Linked DNA regions of Homo sapiens: region 2 is linked to region 1. Evidence: chromatin loops called from intact Hi-C (ENCODE). Cell type or tissue: A673. All regions are shown on one strand. Each heading gives the region's core, and the rest is flanking DNA. Links, peaks and the distances in the headings are about the cores only. Region 1 has its middle 13 kb from the start of MIR4452. Region 2 overlaps AFF1 (ALF transcription elongation factor 1).

The links. Hi-C counts contacts between places; a loop is a spot of excess contacts. Peaks named below come from ENCODE experiments on the same cell type or tissue, not always from the same donor. Only the 100,000 strongest peaks of a DNase experiment are listed, where the experiment ranks them.
Region 2: it touches region 1 in a loop (6-fold over the local background); 1 of 110 quality-filtered maps calls a loop at or near these places.

The regions. Positions count from the first base shown.
Region 1 is chr4:86,546,526-86,564,105 of GRCh38, forward strand. It overlaps a transcript of MAPK10 not described here. Among named protein-coding and RNA genes, the nearest start is that of MIR4452, 13 kb to the left of the region's middle. RefSeq lists an enhancer at 841-1,341. In A673, for the core only: no CTCF peak of the experiment used is centred there; a DNase peak (open chromatin) is centred at 8,266; H3K27ac peaks cover 2,500 bases.
Region 2 is chr4:86,967,275-86,969,774 of GRCh38, forward strand. The region is part of intron 2 of AFF1 (ALF transcription elongation factor 1); the gene reads left to right. Among named protein-coding and RNA genes, the nearest start is that of AFF1, 34 kb to the left of the region's middle. In A673, for the core only: no CTCF peak of the experiment used is centred there; DNase peaks (open chromatin) are centred at 667 and 1,517; H3K27ac peaks cover 2,500 bases.

The DNA of each region.
Region 1 (17,580 bases), core at 6,847-9,346:
CAGCCTGGGGGACAAGAGCGAAACTCCTTCTAAAAAAAAAAAAAAAAGAAGAAAGAATTTCAAGGTGGCAAAAATGGCATTAAACCAAGCAAGGGGCCCTTCTGAGTATAGGTCCTATGTGACTGCACAAGTCATATGCCCATGAGGCCAGCCCTACTCCAAAATTAAGACCAGATTTGAATGGGTTCCATGCAGTGCTTGGAGGGGAAAATCCCAGATGTAAACTCTCACTGTAAAAGTTCAAAAGGGGCTGGGCGGGGTGGCTCATGCCTGTTAATCCCAGCACTTTGGGAGGCCGAGGCGGGTGGATCACGAGGTCAGGAGATCTAGACCATCCTGGCTAACACAGTGAAACCCCATCTCTACTAAATATACAAAAAATTAGCTGGGCGTGGTGGCGGGCACCTGTAGTCCCAGTTACTCGGGAGGCTGAGGCAGGAGAACCGTGTGAACCCGGAAGGTGGAGCTTGCAGCCGAGATTGCGCCACTGCACTCCAGCCTGGGCGACAGAGCGAGACTCCGTCTAAAAACAAACAAAAAAAAAGTGCTAAAGGGAAAGGCTGATTATTGGAGTCAGAAGACTAGTTATCCTCTGCTTTTCTATGAGTGATAGTGAGAGGTGACAGCTTGCTGGCAGTTCTCACAGCCCTCGCTTCCTCTCGGCGCCTCCCCTGCCTGGGTTCCCACTTTGGCGGCACCTGAGGAGCCCTTCAGCCCGCCCTGCACTGTGGGATCCCCTTTCTGGGCTGGCCAAGGCCGGAGCCGGCTCCCTCAGCTTGCCAGGAGGTGTGGAGGGAGAGGCGCTGGGGGGAACCAGGACTGCGCGAGTTCCGGGTGGGCGTGGGCTCTGCGGACCCGCACTCCCAGCAGTCGGCCGGCCCCACCGCCCGGGGCAGTGAGGGGTTTAGCACCTGGGCCAGCAACTGCTGTGCTCAAAATTTCTCGCCGGGCCTTAGTTGCCTTCCCGCAGGGCAGGGCTCAGGACCTGCAGCCCGCCATGCCTGAGCCTCCCCCGCGCTCCCTGGGCTCCTGTGCCGCGGAGCCTCCCCTAAGAGCGCCGCCCCCTGCTCCACAGCACCCAGTCCCATTGACCACCCAAGGGCTGAGGAATGCCGGCGGCAGGCAGGGAGCTCCACCTGCAGCCTCCATTCAGGATCCACTGGGTGAAGCCAGCTGGGCTCCTGAGTCTAGTGGGGATGTGGAGAACCTTTATATCTAGCTAAGGGATTGTAAATACACCAATCAGCACTCTGTATCTAGCTCAAGGTTTGTAAACACACCAATCAGCACCCTGTGTCTAGCTCAGGGTTTGTGAATGCACCAATCGACACTCTGTATTTAGCTACTCTGGTGGGGCCTTAGAGAACCTTTATGTCTAGCTCAGGGATTGTAAACGCACCAATCAGCGCCCTGTCAAAACAGACCACTCGGCTCTACCAATCAGCAGGATGTGGGTGGAGCCAGACAAGAGAATAAAAGCAGGCTGCCTGATCCAGCAGTGGCAACCCGCTCAGGTCCCCTTCCACACTGTGGAATCTTGGTTCTTTCACTCTTTGCAATAAATCTTGCTGCTGCTCACTGCTTGGGTCCACACTGCTTTTATGAGCTGTAACACTCACCGCGAAGGTCTGCAGCTTCACTCCTGAAGCCAGCGAGACCACGAACCCACCGGGAGGAACAAACAACTCCAGACGCGCTGCCTTAAGAGCTGTAACACTCACCACAAAGGTCCGCAGTTTCACTCCTGAGCCAGCGAGACCGCGAACCCCACCAGAAGGAAGAAACTCCAAACACATCCGAACATCAGAACGAACAAACTCCGGACATGCCACCTTTAAGAACTGTAACACTCACCACGAGGGTCCACAGCTTCATTCCTGAAGTCAGTGAGACCAAGAACCCACCAATTCCGGACACAATAGTAGATAACTGCTATGGTTTGGATCTCTGTCCCCACTAAATTTCATGTTGAATTATAATCTCCAGGGCTGGAGGTGGGGTCTGGTGGGAGGTGACTGGATCATTGGGTTGGTTTCTAATGGTTTATCACCATCCTCCTAGTGATAGGTTCCCCTTTGCCTTCCACCATGATTGAAAGTTAGTAAAGGCCATCATGCTTCCTGTATAGCCCATGGAACCATGAGCCAATTAAACCTCTTTTCTTTATATACTTTGGCTCAGGTGTTTCTTCATAGCAGTGTGAGAACAGACTAATGCAGGTACTCTCAGTGCCACTCTGACCCTGGTGATTTTGAGATTCCACTAGACCACAACTTGCACACTATGAACAATAAGACAGCTTAGAAGGACATCTCGTATAGCTCTGTGATATGGAAAGACTAAACACATTCTGAATAGATTTTGGTTCCTTTAAAATGACTTTATATTTTTGTAACACTGTAAGGCCCGACTAAATATACGTTTTCACTGTTATGATTTAGTGATTCCCATTCTAGAGCAAAATGAAAATATTACTGATAATTCACTGTTTATTTCATGGAATACTAAAATACCAATATTAATGCAGTATTTTAATTTTAAAAAGCCAGTAAAAATATTTAATATATGTAAAATATAAAAGCTTATATATTATTAAACATCAAGTAAAAATAAAAACTGTAATTTTAACCATATCTTATCATCGTGATAGAAATTATCCAAAGTTTCAATTATTAAAAATAAAGTATTCAAAATACAGTCCGGCATCACTTAAGGACAGGGATATATCCTTCCAAATGCATTGTTAAGACAATTTTGTCCTTGTCTGAACATCATAGAGAGTACTTACACAAATCTAAATGGTATAACCCACTATACAACTAGGCTGTATGGTATAGTCCATTGCTCCTACACTACAAACCTGCACAGTATGTTATTGTACTGAATATGGTAGGGAATTGTAACACAATGGTATTTGTGTATCTAAACATAGAAAAGATACAGTAAAAACACCATATAAAAAGATAAGAAAGGGTATACCTATATTGGGCACTTACCATGAATGGAGCTTACAGGACTGGAAGTTGCTCTGAGTGAGTCAGTGAGTGAGTGGTGACTAAATGTGAAGGCTTAGGGCATTACTGTACACTACTGTAGACTTTATAAACAGGCTGTTTATTGAAACAAAATAATTTCCCTAGATATACTTTCCTATTAATGAAGAGCATGTTAGACCAGGCACGGTGGCTCATGCCTTTAATCCCAACACTTTAAGGAGGCCGAGGTGTGAGGATCCCTTGAGTCCAGGAGTTTGAGGTTATAGTGAGCTATGATTGTGCCATTGTACTCCAGCCTGGGTGACAGCACAAGGCCCTGTTTCTAAGAATAAACAAACAAACAAACAAAACAATAAGGGAAGAAAGGAGAGGAGAGGAGAAAGACAACATAAGTCACATTATACCTTAAAAGTCAGGTTTCTAGGAATTTTTCAGGCCAGAAAATAAATCTTACAAGTGATCTGTAAGTTGTTATGTATCAATACCTTTCAAGGATAGCTTTCAAGTAACCATGACTTCCAGGTGTATAGATTTACCATCTGCTTCAAAGACAAGAAACTTCTCCATGCAAATTTATACTAAGAGACATCTTTATCTCAAACCTTCAGGGCTTATACCCAAGAGTGAACTACTTCATTCAGGACATGGAAGCACATACATATAGAACTACTAGCCATACTCCCCGAGGAATCTGGATCTCACAGGGAGATTCAACGCCCTTAAAGTATGACAATGAACCGTTGTATATTTTTGGTGTGCTAGATCCACAGGGCTAATTTGGCATTCAGTTTGCAACAATTAAAAAGCTGCAGCAGCATTATATTAATCAGAAGGGCTAAGCAGAGCTTCAGTTAAAAAAAAAAAAAAAAAAAAAAAAAAAAAAAAAAAAACTCCAGGCCAGGCACAGTGGCTTACGCCTGTAATCCCAGCACTTTGTGGGGCTGAGGAAGGCAGATCACTTGAGGTTAAGAGCTGGAGACCAGCCTGGGAAACATGTTGAAATGCCGTCTCTACTAAAAATACAAAAATTAGCCAGGTGTGGTGGTGCATACCTGAAATCCCAGCTACTCGGGAGGGAGGCTGAGGCAGGAGAATCACTTGAACCTGGGAGGCAGAGGTTGCAGTGAGCCAAGATCATGCCATTGCACCCCAGCCTGGGCAACACAGCAAGACTCTGTCTCAAAACAAATAAATAAGTAAATACAAAATACACACACACAAAAACCTCCAAATGTCATGGGCTTAACCAAAATTTAATTCTTGTTCACATAAAGTCCCTTGAGGCTCATATTCCTCCGTGTGTTGGTCCACCTTCTAGGCTATTTTGGTATTATGGCACCTCCTCATCAGCACATGCTTCCACAAGTACCCTGGCAGGGGAAGAATAGGCTGGGCAATTGAACATTGGTAATAAATGCATTCTTCTGAAAGTGACGTACATCACTTGGGCACACATTTCATGAGCTAAAGCTAGTCTAACTTCAAGGAGACAGATAAGTAAAATCATCCTGTTTGCCTGAAATTAAAGAAGAACTCTGTGAACACAATAATGCCACCCATAGTGCATTACAGACATCAAGATTTGTGGCAATTTGTAGAGTCTGACCTCACTCTTCTAATATTTATAGTAAAAAGGATGGGTAGTTAACCAAACTGCATATGTATATGTGTTAGCCCCTCAAATGAAACCACTTCATTTACATTACTTTAAAGAAATGTGTGTTTTCCACTATTTAATGATCACATCATATGCTGAATGCAGTAATGTCAAGTTTTAAAATTTTGTTTTGCTTTTTGCCAATGAAACTAGGCAAAATGAGATGAAAGAATTTTGGCTGTGATTTTAGGAACTGCCTTTACTCAATGCTTAATTTTAACTAAGCATAACCAGTGAGTAAAATTTTGTCAAGATCATTCCTAATTTACAATTTTCATTAAAGCTGATAAAGTATACTCTTCAAAGAATAACATGAGTTTACTTCCTTCCTTGTTTTCTTCCTTCCATCTTTCCTTCCTTCCTTCCTTCCTTCTTTCCTTCCTTCTTCTCTCTTTCTTTCTCTCTCTCTCTCTCTCTGTCTCTCTTTCTCTCTTTCTTTCTTTTTGAGATGGAGTCTCACTCTATCACCCAGGCTGGAGTGCAGTGCTGCGATCTTGGCTCATGCAACCTCCACCTCCCAGGTTCAAGTGATTCTCCTGCCGCAGCCTCTCCAGTAGCTGGAATCACAGGAGGGCACCACCACACCTGGCTAATTTTTGTATTTTTAGTAGAGACAAGGTTTCCCCATGCTGGCCAGGCTGGTCTCGAATACCTGACCTCAAGTGATCCACCTGCCTCAGCCTCCCAAAGTGCTGGGATTACAGGCGTAAGCCACTGCACCCAGCCATGAGTTTTCTTTTTCCTAAATATTTTCTTGCAACTATTTGTTGCCATAACAGTTTGAACCTGAATTTTATTTTCATAGGATTAAAGGTAGATATTTATTTCTGCTGATTTTTTTCATTAGAGAATGCCTATTATTAAAAATAATTTGAATGGATTAAATTATATTTTAAAAAGAAACAAAGATGAGAAAATAAAAAATATAAAAGGGGGGCCAGTTAAGACAGGGAGAAAGAGGTCAGGCATGGTAACTCATGCCTGTAATCCCAGCACTTTGGGAGGCCGAGGCGGGAGGATCTCTTGAGCTCAGGAATTCAAGAACAGCCTGGGCAACATAGAAAGACCTCGTCTTTACAAAAAATAAACAAAATTAGCCAGGCGTGGAGGTGCATCCCTGTAGTCTGAGCTACTCAGGAGGCTAAGGTGGGAGGACTGCTTGAGCCCAGGAGGTGCAGGCTGCAGTGAGCCAAGACTGCACCACTGTAGTCCAGCCCAGGCAACAGAGTGAGACCCTGTCTCAAAGAGAGGAAGGAAGGAAGGAAGGAAGGAAGGAAGGAAGGAGGGAGGGAGGGAGGGAGGGAGGGAGGGAGGGAGGGAAGGAAAGGAAGGAAGGAAGGAAGGAAGGAAGGAAGGAAGGAAGGAAGGAAGGAAGGAAGGAATAGAATAAAATAAAAAGGAAAGAATATGCAGAACCTACTTGTGGGGAGACAATCCTCTGTGGGTCTCTTGCATTTCTGCACATTGTGTGAGAAGTACTAGCTTTTTTTCTGGATTATTTTTTCAAGGATATTTTTATAGAGAACAATTTTGGAAAAAGAGAGTGTCTCTTTTTAGAGCAGAGGGCAGGTTTGTTTGCTGCCCAGTATAATTAAGATAATGTTTCCCTCCAAGGCAAAGTTTAGATAGGTTTGCTTGCAGCTCCCCGATAATTTATTAAGGTTTCCTATGCTCAGGGTCCCTCAGCAGTGATACTAACCCACTGCACGTGCAGCTTTCACCCGGGCTTCCACACATCACATCCATGAGACTTGTAGGGGCATGAACGGTATGAACACGAAGTTCATGCTGCCTGTTGTCCTATGAGTAATTAAGTCTTTTTACTCTGACCCAGGAGTCTTCATGTCTTCTGCCGGCATCCATAAAACCGTGGCAGCTTACTTGAAAACTTTTTTCAACAAAAATAGGATGCTGACAGACATGGCTTTTTGAAAGAGAAAGAATAAGGGATCCTAAGAACTGAGTTAGAATTTATGAGAAGACTCCCCAGGGAAGTATTTACCTAGTAGTAAATACCTAGTAGTGGTAGGCAAGGGCATTTAGGAAGTGTGAGGGTCTCCCACTGCTCTACCTGTTCATGAATGTCTAGAGTCTGAGCAGCAAGAGATAAGATTGAAATAAATAATCTAAATGGTGTTTTAGTTGTTGTTCACTCTCCTCTGGAAGGGAGGAGAAAGGATAAAAGAGCCCACAAAGCTGAGAGAGGGCTTGGATCATCTGAAAACTTTGAAAATTAGTTTTGGTTGTACCATGAACAGCCTCTGGGTCACTCAAACTGGAAAGAAAATATGCTTTGCTTACTGACATGAAGCCACTCTCTCCTTACATAGCCCCAGATTCCTCCCACCATTGCTTTTGCCCTTATCCCAGCTGCTTAAAAGAGGAAGGTGGGGTCAGGGTCTCCCTGTCCCCAAGGGGGAACAAAAGCTACGTGTGCACTTTCAGGTATGCTGGGGGAACTTAAGGGAGGTGAAGGACTCAAACTTGGATGCTCTGTTGAGTACAGACATCCAAGTCACCCATTCTACCCAGTTCTGTGAGGAGGGGAAGTGCCTACATTCAATTTGTAGGATTTGGTCAGGGTTTGGGGTAGTGATGTGATGTTAACATGACCTTGTTTTCCAGGATGTCATCTACCCCTTATTTTCCTTCTACTTCTCTAAGTGCCCCACAGTTTTCTTTAATAGTTCCTTCTCTTCAGACCACTTCTTAATTTTTTTTTTTTTAGAATTTTTTTTTATTATTAAGAGACAGAGTCTTATTATGTTGCCCAGGCTGGCTTCAAACTCCTAGGCTCAAGAGATTCTCTTACCTCAGCCTCCCAAGTACCTAGGATTACAGGCACATTCCACCATGTCCAGTGACAGAAATTCTTAAAAGACAGAAAGGGGAGGAGAAGGCAGGACGAGGGGGTAGTCATGGGCCTTTAACGGGAAAGATTTGAACTGACATGATTATAGGTGGGCTGAGATTTTTATATTTTCAAAATGAGGCATGGGTTGAAAATAAATAAGGGACACTCTTAAATGCTGATTCTTCCAGGGTTTCATCCTTGGTGGTATGTTCGTTTTACATTTTTAGATATATTATTTCATTCATATTCTAAAAGCTACTGCTTATAGTTCCCAAGACTGTATCTCCAATTCTAACCTATCTTCAAGTTCCAGACCAGCTTTTTCAAATGCTAGTTAATTTGGCTATCACAAGGGCACTTGAACCTAATACATTTTTTAAAAAAGAAGACTGGAGTAATTATACTCCTAAATATTCCCAACTTTCCCATCAAGGTTAATGGAATCAACATCCTCAAGTTTCCCAAGTAAAAAATTCATCTGGAGTGTCCCTCTTACCACCCACACCCAAATTGTGTCAATTTTATTTCAGAAATATATAAAAAATCTGACCATTCTTCCCTATTTCCTCAGCCACTAATTCAATTCAGGCTCTTACGATTTCTGTCCTAGATTATTGCCACATTGTCCTATCTGGTCCCTCCCCCATCAATCTCTCCTATAATCCATCTTTTACATTCCTAACATCATTATTTTCTTACCAAACAAATATGATTACACCCTCCCCTTTATTTAACAATTTCCCCTGATTTTCCACTAGCTGCCCTATAAAAGCCAAGCTCTTTTGTATGGGCACAATGCCCTTCATGATGTAACCCCAATTTAGTGTTCCAATTTCATTTCCTTCCACTCCCCACCACAGCCCTAAGCTCCAAACCACAATGAACTTCTCATATATCTTTTCAAAACTCTATGCCTTTGCAAATTTTGTCTTCTTTTCTTCAGATGCCCTTTCTTCCTCTTCTGTATATAACAAATTCTCATTCTGTCTTCTAGACTATCCAAAGTTCATCTTCTCTGTCAAGCCATCCCTAATTTTCCTAGACTGGACAATAGTGCTTATTTCTGTGTATTCAATTTGTTTATTCATGTGTTTGCCTTTTCCATTAAACTAAGTTCCTTAAAAGTAGGGATCTGCCGGGCACGGTGGCTCATGCCTGTAATCCTAGCACTTTGGGAGGCCGAGGTGGGTGGATCACGAGGTCAGGAGTTCAAGACCAGGCTGACCAATATGGTGAAACCCTGTCTCTACTAAAAACTCAAAAATTAGCCGGGCGCGGTGGCCGGTGCCTGTAGTCCCAGCTACTCTGGAGGCTGAGGCAGGAGAATTGCTTGAACCTAGGAGGCGGAGGTTGCAGTAAGCCAAGATCGCACCACTGCACTCTAGCCTGGGTGACAGAGTTGAGACTCCATCTCAAAAAAAAGGAAAGTAGGGATTATAGGTTTTTTTATTTGGGGTGCCTAGCAGAATGTCTTGAATATGGTTGAATAAATGCTTATTGGCTGAATAACTTACTTTCTTATATCAAGTCAAGATTCACTGGATGCTTTAGCCTGAAATAAATTCTTGAGCAACCAAATGCTGGTATTCTGCATGTTTTGTATATTGTATAGTATACACATTTTATTATTTGAATCTTTCTTTCCTTGACTATCTTTATTTTGGTTATTTAAATAAATATAATGAGCTATAGCATAGGAAAGAAAACAACTTTAAATTTGTTCCTTATTAAAAGTGTAAGAAGTTGGGTAAAGGAGAATATTGAAACAATTAGATAAATTAAGGTTGAGGAGCACCTATGATTTGTTCTTGCATCCCTCAGAGTCAGGAAAATAAAGAATGTGACCATTTGACTAGATATAAATATATTACCATCCACACCATTCCTTATAATATCAGGAAGCTCATTAATAAAGTGGTTTAATTTGAAGATCCTCATGAATGACTTTTAGCTAGTAAGATTATAATCTGTTTAGAGTATGAATTTCAATGGTTTGAGCCATAACATTTTACAGTCCATTGCATTTTATCTGGTCATTTAATCAAACTGACCAAACACCTCCTGTGCCGTTTCAGAAATAGGTGGGAAATGAGGGGCTATAAACAATTCCTGAAGAAGGATGGGAACAATTCATGCTAGCAATGTAATATATGTTTTTAATTTAATGGAACCTGTTCTGTATCCATAGGTTGATGAAATTTGAGAAAATATGAGTTATCTATATCAGGTACCCTAGTAAATCAAATTCCCTGAGGACAAAGAACTTTTATTCATATTCATCTCTCCTCCTTCACAGGTAAAACATTCTGAATACATCTTTGTTGAATTTTATTAAATGAAATGCTTTATTTTTTTTACAAAATTCTAGATATCATAATAAGCCTTACTCATTTATTGTTTGACATAAGAAAATATAACACATGTGCACCTAAAAGAATTTTAAAAATTACCTTTATGTAATATTTAGCACAAATAGAGAAATGTTTTTAGATCATATTGAGGCAGAGGAACCTGCAAACTAATTGCTGATTCACTCACTGGGAAGAAAACAGTTTATTTCTGTCAACTAAAAGAAATAATACATAAAACAAATACCAGAGAAAAGAGAAATATTTTTGTTTCACACAATACAGAGCTGTGATTGCAAAAAGAATTAAATGCTGAGCAAAGGAAAAATATGTTTATTTATTCGTGGAGCCCTTTCGAGTCTTAGATGAAAAAGGGTAACTAAACCAAATGATAACCTGGAAAGTATCTCCTAGAATCTTAAAATGTTTAAAATTTTAAATTTAATAATGTGAAAAATGAGAACCATTTTTATAGCACTGGCAAGAAAACAGGTTCTAAGATGTCCTTACAATTCCATGCTCAGTTTATATTCTGTTGTAACTTCCCCAAGTTTTATTTTTCTGAGTGGGCTGGGCAGTGAAACCCATAAGATTTGCCCTCTGGGACAGAGCCATTTTAAATACAATGCTCTTCCTACTCTTCAGACAAGAAAGCAGTGAATCATTCATCTTCTAACCAAAATTAAGCTGGTTAATTCCATGGCTATCAATCTTGACATTTAATGTTTACATTCAAAATTTGGGATTAAAAAAAAATGAGTAAAAAAGAAATATGAAGTGGACCATTAGTGAAATTCTAACTGAAGTGAAACTAAATCTTTTGTTAAATGGCAATGGTAAATGTTGTAAAGATATATTACTTCCTGTTTTCCAGTCTCTTTTTCTTGACCACAACCAGTGTAAGATATAATAAAATAACAACCTCCCAAGTTATGTTATTATAGAGTACTTTTACAGCCCAACCCAAGGCAAAATAAACATCAGTAATGAATTGTTCCCATGTACTGACATAAGGAAAGACTACTGACTGTCACTAAAAACTAGTGTATTTTTTTAAAATCTAAGAAAAGTAGAACTCTAAGGCACAACAGTTTCATTGTTAATTTATGTCATCCAAGATTTTGTCCAACTGAGCAATCAATTAGGAAATAATATATCAAGAATCTTACTGGCTCTAGTTGTAATCATTTACAAATTACTGATAAATTTAATAATATTTTGAAGGGTAAATTGTTCATTTCCTCAGCACTAGATGTTGTATTTAATGACACCAAAATACTGTTTAGTTTCAGCCAAAAGTAGGCAACTAATATTTTTTCCTAATATAGAGTGTAGAGGTGACTGACTCATCATAATATTTTCTGTTTTCATATTAGTCAGTTAGCACTCAAGAAACTCCGTATGCCATTGGGAGTGCAACAGGAGTCATATTTCTGAAAATGAAATTTCTGTTTTTATATACACTCCTTCTGTTGGCTCCTAAATTCAGGTAGTTTAGAGAAACATACTTTCCCACATTTAGTGCCCTGACTTAGGTAGAAGTTAATAATATCTTTATTCTAAACTGAATCATTGGTATATTGATGCTAAATGGTTGCAAGAAATTAAATGGTTTATTCTTTTATGTACCCCCAAGAAGCAATTCTAGTCTGTCATTCTTCTGCAACAAACACCTAATTAGTTTACTAATACATACAGAGGTGAAACAAAAAGTAAATTAAAAATACATATTTTCAATTTTAACTGGCCATAATTTTAATTTTCAAATTAGTGTTCTCTTCTATTAGCCCAGGCTGAAAAATTAAATATAGGATACCTAAATAAAACACATTTATGAACAAATTCATAAATTTAAGTCACATAAATTCAAGAAAGTATATTCTTATTTGATGTTTGAGAAATTTTCCATCAATAGACAAGTTTTTATATTCCATCAAATTCAGTGCTAAAGACGAGGCTTTGTACTTAGTATGCTGTCTTTCATCTTTGGCCTTCGAAACTCTTTATGGGCCTTAATTAATTCTCACCACACCCCTCTGAGGCAGGTTGGTATTATTATTCCCTCTTTATAGTTGAGGAAATGGAGACAAAAAGAGATTAGTATGAGATTTGCCCAATGACGTAGAATAAATCAGAGACACATTTAGTGTGAGCTTCAAAACGGCTCACAGATAAACATGTTGTTGGCGTCTTCATTTCTCTTTCCTATCAGTATCAATGTTTCAACATTCTCAACAGAAAATGTTTCTTGTTTAGCAACATTGCTAAGTTGAATTACTTTTTCACTCTGAGAAGTTTATATTGCCTCTTTGAGAATTTATTTTATTGCTTTCTTCTTTGCTACAAAATGAATTTTTGACATAATTTTGACATGTTGCAACTAAATGTACAGGTTGGTACCCTGAAGAAATTAGAGTATGCATTACTTGCAATTAGATATAAAACTTTCAGGAAAAAAAAAAAAAACTTTCCAGAAATGTGTAGCATGCTGTATCAGATCATTCATGGGGACATTCTAGGGTCCACGGAAGCCATTCACCTAGAAATCTTGATGGTAATATTATTATGATACCACCTCATTAAGTGACTCATGATGGCTTGTTCAGGCTTGTGTTCTTTGTGAACTGAAGACCTGCTATAAATCCAGTTACAACTAGTTTCTCTGCTATTGCATTATACCTCATGTTAATGGCTAAAGTAAACTTGCATATTTTTTTCCATTGGAGTTCAATGGCAAATGTCTGCTACTGAAGCAAAATGAAAAATAATATACATTATTTTTCCTTTTCTTCTTGAGACATCCCCAAAAATTTATGTTTAGGTTTAACCAAATCCAACGGTTTTGCTGTTCTATACCCTACGTGACTAGCAACTTTTTTGGAGGAGATAAGGCTATCTTTCCAAAAAAAAAAAATCTAAAAATCCTATAATTTAAAAAATTATGTTTAATTTGCCTTGTCTAGGTGAAGATGCTATTGAGAGATATCTCTGTTTTAAGATTTATTCCAAGCTTGGATTCCTTATGCTGTTTGGTTTTCTTATGATACCTTACTCTATTAAATTGTACTCAATAATAATACCAGCAAATAGTCTCTCTTTCTCCACAATGAACTCTCTTGTTTCCCCTGCTCTATTTTGGATAATTTGTATAAAATGCAATGCAAAGATTACATTTCAGGAAAGGGTGAAGAGAGGAAAGGCAAAAATATACCTTCAGTTTTCAAACTATACTACTTAAATATTTTGTTTTAGTCTTAATAGTCACTCACCGGCCAGGCGTGGTGGCTCATGCCTCTAATCCCAGCACTTCGGGAGGCCAAGGCAGTAGGATCACTATGTCAGGAGATCAAGAGATCGAGACCATCCTGGCCAACATGGTGAAACCCCGTCTCTACTAAAAATACAAAAATTAGCTGGGTGTGGTGGCACGTGTCTGTAATCCCAGCTACTGGGGAGGCTGAGGCAGGAGAATCGCTTGAACCTGGGAGGCAGAGATTGCAGTGAGCCGAGATTGCAACACTGCACTCCAGCCTGGCAACAGAGCAAGACTTTGTCTCAAAAAAAAAAAAAAGAAAAGAAAATAGTCACTCACCTTCCTTATAAAACCAGTCAATTTTTTTTAATTTAGGATATTACTAATCACTAAATATCATGTTGTATTGTAAAGACAAAAAATAAAATAAAAATAGAATATTACTAATCATTTAATTTCAGCAGTAACCATTTTGCTTCAAAATTCTGCTAAATTAAATCATGGTGAACTTAAAGTTGTTAAATTTTACACACATTACTTTATATGTAAACATACAAACGCACTTTAACGAAAATGACAAGACTTTTCAATATAGAAAAATAATTTACTCCAAGGTTCAGAGTCAGAGTGAGACTCGTTAGCAAACCTCAATTGGTGGATATTTTCAGTATTTTCCAAAGTCTACCAGTGTGTGCCCCTACAGGTTGGATGTTACAAAATAATCTCTTCTTTTTAAAATGGAAATATGCTGTATTTGCCTTAGAAGACAGTTTTCAAATAAGAGATCTATCTTCTTTCAATATTTATTGCAACTTATAATGGAATTCTTGTTTAAAGGTTTGTATAGAATTAGTTACACTCCTTTGTCACATACTCCCAAATATTTATTTTAGGGAGTAGTTGATAAACCTGCTGGTTCTATCTGAAAGCGTGAAACCAGGTCAATTTCGCCACTGGGGCTAAGCACCATTCATCACCCTTATCTCTCTAACAGCTAATCTAAAGTAGTTAAGTAGTAATACATTGGCAATTCCCTTATTTAAGTGATGCAGTAAGCTATAAACTTAGCATTGCAAAACAGAGGCAAAAACTGTGCAATAATCCTTTTTGACCCCAGGATAGGAATCTTGGGACATTATTCTCAGTTCAAAATAAAGAGACTTAAAATCATTTTCATACAGTTAATGGATTCTTTCCTGTGCAGTCCTAGGACATGATGAAATATATTTAATGAGCTGTGCAAGGAATGAAGCGTGTTTGCCACTATAGAGTCCATGTCAGAAATAGAGCAAAGCATAGGAAATCCTGCTCACATGTATTACAATCCCTGTTCAATCTCCTAGGTCAACAGTTCACAACCTTTTTGGCACCAGGGACCAGTTTTGTGGAAAACAATTTTTTCCATGAATGCGGGAGTAGGGGGAATGAAACTATTTCATGTCAGACCATCAGGCATTGGATTCTCCTAAGGAGTGTACAACCTAGATTCCTCACATGCACCGTTCACAGTAGGGTTCATGCTCCTATGAGAATCTAATGCCACTGCTGATGTGACAGGAGGCAGAGCTCAGGTGGTAATGCTCCAGCCCAGTTCTTAACAGGCCATGGACCCATAATGATCCATGGCCTGGGGGATGGGGATCCCTGTCCTGCAAGACTCTGTCAGTTGCTGTGTATTATAAGTTCTTATGCTAAAATGTGAGTAATATAATGCTTATTAGAAGTAGTGGTAGTATTTCAAAAAATTATTCTATAATGTGTTAATAGTCCAGACTCTCATGTGTTTTCGACATTATTTGAACCTAGTTTCAAAAGCTCTTTCATTTCTTACTGAGAGCAATTCTCCAAAACCTCCTTCCTCTTATCTACAATCAACTGTTCATTCTTGCTTCCCTTGTTGATTTACAGTGAATGAAGAACTATTCTGGTGTTATTGAGATCTGTTTCTTATGAAAAATTAGCTGTGCTGGCTCTCTCTATATATATGAGGGAGAAATGAGAAGAGAAGGTGATTGAGTAATAGTCTAATTGTTAAGACTTAATTACTTAAAAGCAGACAATATGAAAGTAGATGAAACAGATAATTAAGGAGGTTATTTATTCATTATAAAACACTTTTCTATGTCAAGCAATGTACAGTGTATTGGGGAGACAAGAAGCAGACAGAGGACTTGCTCCCAGAAAACAGACAATCTAGTTGGAAGAAATATAAACTGTTTCTTCTTTTGCAATTCTTGTTGGATCATTCATTTTTCCCTATTCTAATTTTTATCATCTTAATTTGGACATTTACCACTTCCTTCTTGGATCACTACTGTTCTCCCCTGAAAGGCTTTCCCATCTCTGGTAAATATCCCCACTCGATCCTTTCTAAATTGACTCTTACTTCTAACTTCTACTTTGATTGCATAACTATCCTGTTCAAAAAGTTCAAGAGTTGGGCCAGGCATGGTGGCTCATGTCTGTAATTCTAGTACTTTGGGAAGCCAAGGCGGGAGGATCCCTTGGGCCCCAGCGTTCAAGACCAGCCTTGGCAACATAGGGAAACCCCAAGAAGATTGTTTGAGCCCAGGAGGTGGAGGCTACAGTGAGCTGTGATCATGCCACTGCACTCCAGCCTGGGTGACAGAGCAAGAGCCTATCAAAAAAATTAATAAATAAAATAGTTCAAGGGTTAATACTTTTGGAATAAAGTTTTAATTGTTAATCTAGCCTCAGCATCAATGCTCCTAACATCAGATGCCAATCTACTCATCAATTTTACATGCTGCTAGGCTGGGTACAGTGGCTCACACCTATAATCCCAGCACTTTGGGAGGCCAAGGCAGAAAGACTGTTTGAACCCAGGAGTTCGAGACCAGCCTGGGCAACATAAGGAGACCTTATCTCAGTAAATAAATAAATTAATTAATTTAGCCAGGAATGGTAGCCGATGCTTGTAGTCCCAGCTACTTGGGAGGTTGAGGTGGGAAGATTGCTTGAGTCTGGGAAGTCGAGGCTGCAGTGAGCTGTGATCCAGCCACTGTACTCCAGCCTGGGTGACAGGACAAGACCCTGTCTCAAAAAAATAAAAATAAAAAAAAACAACTTTACCTGCTGCACTATCCCCACACATACTGTAAGTTAAACTATGTTGCAAATCATTGTCTAATATACACTACACACTTTCCCATATTTCTACAGTGGATTACACTGCTGCCTGTGTTTAGAATGTTCTCTGTTGAAATCCTACCCATCTAAGGTAATATTCATATGCCACTTCTTCCATAACCAGAATTCCTAACCAGAATTCCTCCAGCTGAAACTGCTCTCTGTCATCTAAATGCTTTAAGCTCCTTCTTTGTATAACTCTTAAGGTACCAGTCAAATACTACCTTGTATTGTTATGTTTATTTCTTTCCTCCTTACAAGCACATAAAAACTCCTACATAACCCTTGGTATGTGTCTTATATATATTGAGCACTTAGTAAATATTTGTGCGATGTTGAATAATTACAATGAGAGGAAAAAGCAAGTGTGCATGAGAAGAGAGCAAATATGTAGGTAGAGATAAAAGTCATGGAAACCTTTGTAAACTGAAAGAAGTGGGGCTTAAATTTAATATGGAAGAAAGGAATTTTATTCATAATAGTATCTTGATTTATAGTTTACTTACAGGAAACTTTTGATTGCCAACATAACAATTCATTTACAAAATATGAGGGAGGTAAAAAAAAATGATGTTGAGGTTAGCAGGTGAAATCATTGTGAAAATTCCAGGAGAGAAAAGAAATCAGAATATTTGAAAAAGAATTTGTTCAAAGTAGCAGCATTATTTATACCCAGATAATTAAATTACCAGATTTATGGGATGAAGTATCTGTTTACTTTTCATCTTTTATGTTTGTGGTATCTAGGCCCATTTAGGATTGGAGTAATTTTTCTGATTACCTAATATAGTAGTCCTCCCCATTTGTCCTTGGGAGATACATTCCAAGACCTCCAGTAGATGCCTGAAACCACGGATAGTACTGAATCATATATATAGTATGTTTTTTGTTTTCTTCTCTGATAATCAAGAGACCTACTAAGTAACTAATGGGAGGGTAATATATACAGTGTGGATACATTGGACAAGAGGACATTCACATCCCAGGCCAGATGGAGCTGGACAGCATGCGATTTCATCATGCTACTAAGAATGCACAGTTTAAAACTTAAATTATTATTTTTTTTGAGACGGAGTCTCATTCTGTCACCCAGGCTGGAGTACAGTGGTGTGATCTCAGCTCACTGCCACCTCCACCTTCCGTATTCAAGCGATTCTCCTGCCTCAGCCTCCCAAGTAGCTAGGATTACAGGTGCATGCCACCACACCCGGCTAATTTTTGTATTTTTAGTAGAGACAGGGTTTTACCATTTTCTCCAGGCTGGTCTCGAACTCCTGACCTCAGGTGATCAGTCACCCTCGGCCTCCCAAAGTTCTGGGATT
Region 2 (2,500 bases), core at 1-2,500, 410 kb after region 1:
GTGTTCCAGATAAAGGAACCATACTTGTGAAGACTTGGGCGAAAAGAAAAAACAAAACAGAAGTAAACCGTAGGGCCCTTTTGAGGAACTGAATGAAGTTCACTGTAGCTGGAGCAGAGAGCACCAGGTCAGGAAGTGATCTGGTGAGCCATGCTAAGAAATTTGACCATGTATTTAGGGTAATGGGAAGCCATCAAACTATTTTAAATATGTTAGTGGTTTAATATGATTTTAAAAGGTCGCTTGTCAAATGGAGAATGGAGTTTAGTGGGACATGGGCAGGAGCAGAAGCAAAGCAACCCATTGTGGGGATATGAAGTAAGTAGTGCATGGGAGAGCTGAAGAGAATCCAGTGGGCTCTGGATGATTTTTTTTTTTTTGTAAACAATGAGAAAAGATAGGTAGGTTGGATGCATGAAACAGAAGACTCAAGAACAATTCTTAATCATTGGTTTTGTCACTGGGAGATGCTGAAAGATGGGAAAGACTGAGAGTGGTACAAGTTCCTTTTTGAGTAGTCCAGGTTTGAAATGCCTGTGAAAATCCTGGCAAGTGGAGATGTTAAGTGGGCAATTGGTTCTCTAAGTCTAGAGTTCATTGGGGAAGGTCTGGGCTTAAGACACAATTTATTCAGTAGAAAATGAATCACAGTTGTGCATGAGATTTCCCAACAGATGAGAGTGCTCAGGAACTTGAACTACGTAGCAACTTAGTGGGAACTAAGTAGCAGAGAAGGCTTAGTAAGGAGGTTGAGATGGAGCTGATAAAGAAGCTGACAAAACCCAGGAGAGTGCTCTCTTGGCCAAGGGAAGAGCAGGTGGGGAGAAGAGGTTCAGAACATCAAATGCTGTTAAACTGTGGATTCAGTCACCTCTTCCGTGAAACCTCCTCTCTTACCCTCAGGCAGTAATGGTCTCCCATTTCTCAAAGATACAACCTTTTATTATGGCATTTAAATTGTTTTTGTTTTTATCTTCCTTACAAGATTCTGTCATTGGACAGCTGATTATGAGCTAGCAGACACAGTAGAAATTCAATCAATTAATACATTAAATAATTTATAGAAGAATGATTATTGGCCTCTGCCACCAAGAAATGGTTATGTCTTCTTAGTGATTTGCCTGCTTTTTGTCTCCCTGGATTTAGGATGTAGTTTTGAAAATAACATTGACGTTCCTTCATAGACGTTCGTACAGTTTTCAGTATTCACAATGGCAGAAGTATGATATTTCGACTGTGCCCTATTTTTATGCTGGGCAAGGACCTCAAGAACAAAACTCCTGTGACCTTACATAGGGGTCTTACACTGAAGGAGTATGGGAAATAGCAACTCTTGTAAAAATAAGCTGGTCAGTGGGTGGTAGGTAAGCTGAGGGAAAAGATTTATGAGCAACATCCTGTTCTGGGATCACTGCTGGGGACGGAAGAGGGGGAGAAACTGCTATATAAATCACGAAGGCAGCTCAGGAAATAAAGTCTGCCATTGGAGGGTCTCAGGGGGACCCTTCTTGGATATCTTTTGCATAACACATGGGTGAAGGAGAATCAACAGGTGTCACTTTTCTCAGCCCATGTGGGGGGTTGGTGCTGGGTTGGGATAATTCATCTTTCATAAGGGAAAAAAGGAGCAGAAGATGACAGAGTGAGATGGCACAGTGGGCCCCAGAGTCATCTCTAGTTTTGTAATTGCTTGCTGGATTGTGAAGAAAAAAGGAGAGAGAAGGGGCCATTTTGTAGGAGCAGAAGATTGTGTTCATTGGTCTTAGGTCTCACGTGGTAGCCTCTCCACGGAGCGCCTCCTTGTTCCTTCAGGAATCTGCATCAGCTTCTGCTCAGTTCAGGATGTGTAGGTGACATCCTGTCTTGACCAGAGGGTGCATTTGGCTTGAGACTTTTTTTCTTTTCAAATGAAAGACAGTTGAGTCCAGGCGTGGTGGCTCACGCCTGTAATCCCAGCACTTTGGGAGGCTGAGGCAGGCGGATCATGAGGTCAGGAGATCAAGACCCATCCTGGCTAACATGGTGAAACCTTGTCTCTACTAAAAACACAAAAAATTAGCTTGGCGTGGTGGCACGTGCCTGTAGTCCCAGCTACTCAGGAGGCTGAGGCAGGAGAATTGCTTGAACCCAGGAGGCAGAGGTTGCAGTGAGCTGAGATTGTGCCACTGCACTCCAGCCTGGGCAACAGAGCGAGCTTCCATCTCAAAAACAGAACAAAACAAAAAACAGTTGAATCGGTTTATCAATAGGGGATTAGATTCTATGTTATGATGTACCTACAAAATAGAAATGAAATAGTTGTTAAAAAAAAAAAGGGTAAGATAGGCCCGGCGTGGTGGCTCACGCCTGTAATCCCAGCACTTAGGGAGGCCGAGGCAGGCGGATCACGAGGTCGGGAGATCGAGACCATCCTGGCTAACACGGTGAAACCCCGTCTCTACTAACAATACAAAAAATGAGCTGGGCGCCGGGGCGGGTGCCTATAGTCCCAGCTACTCGG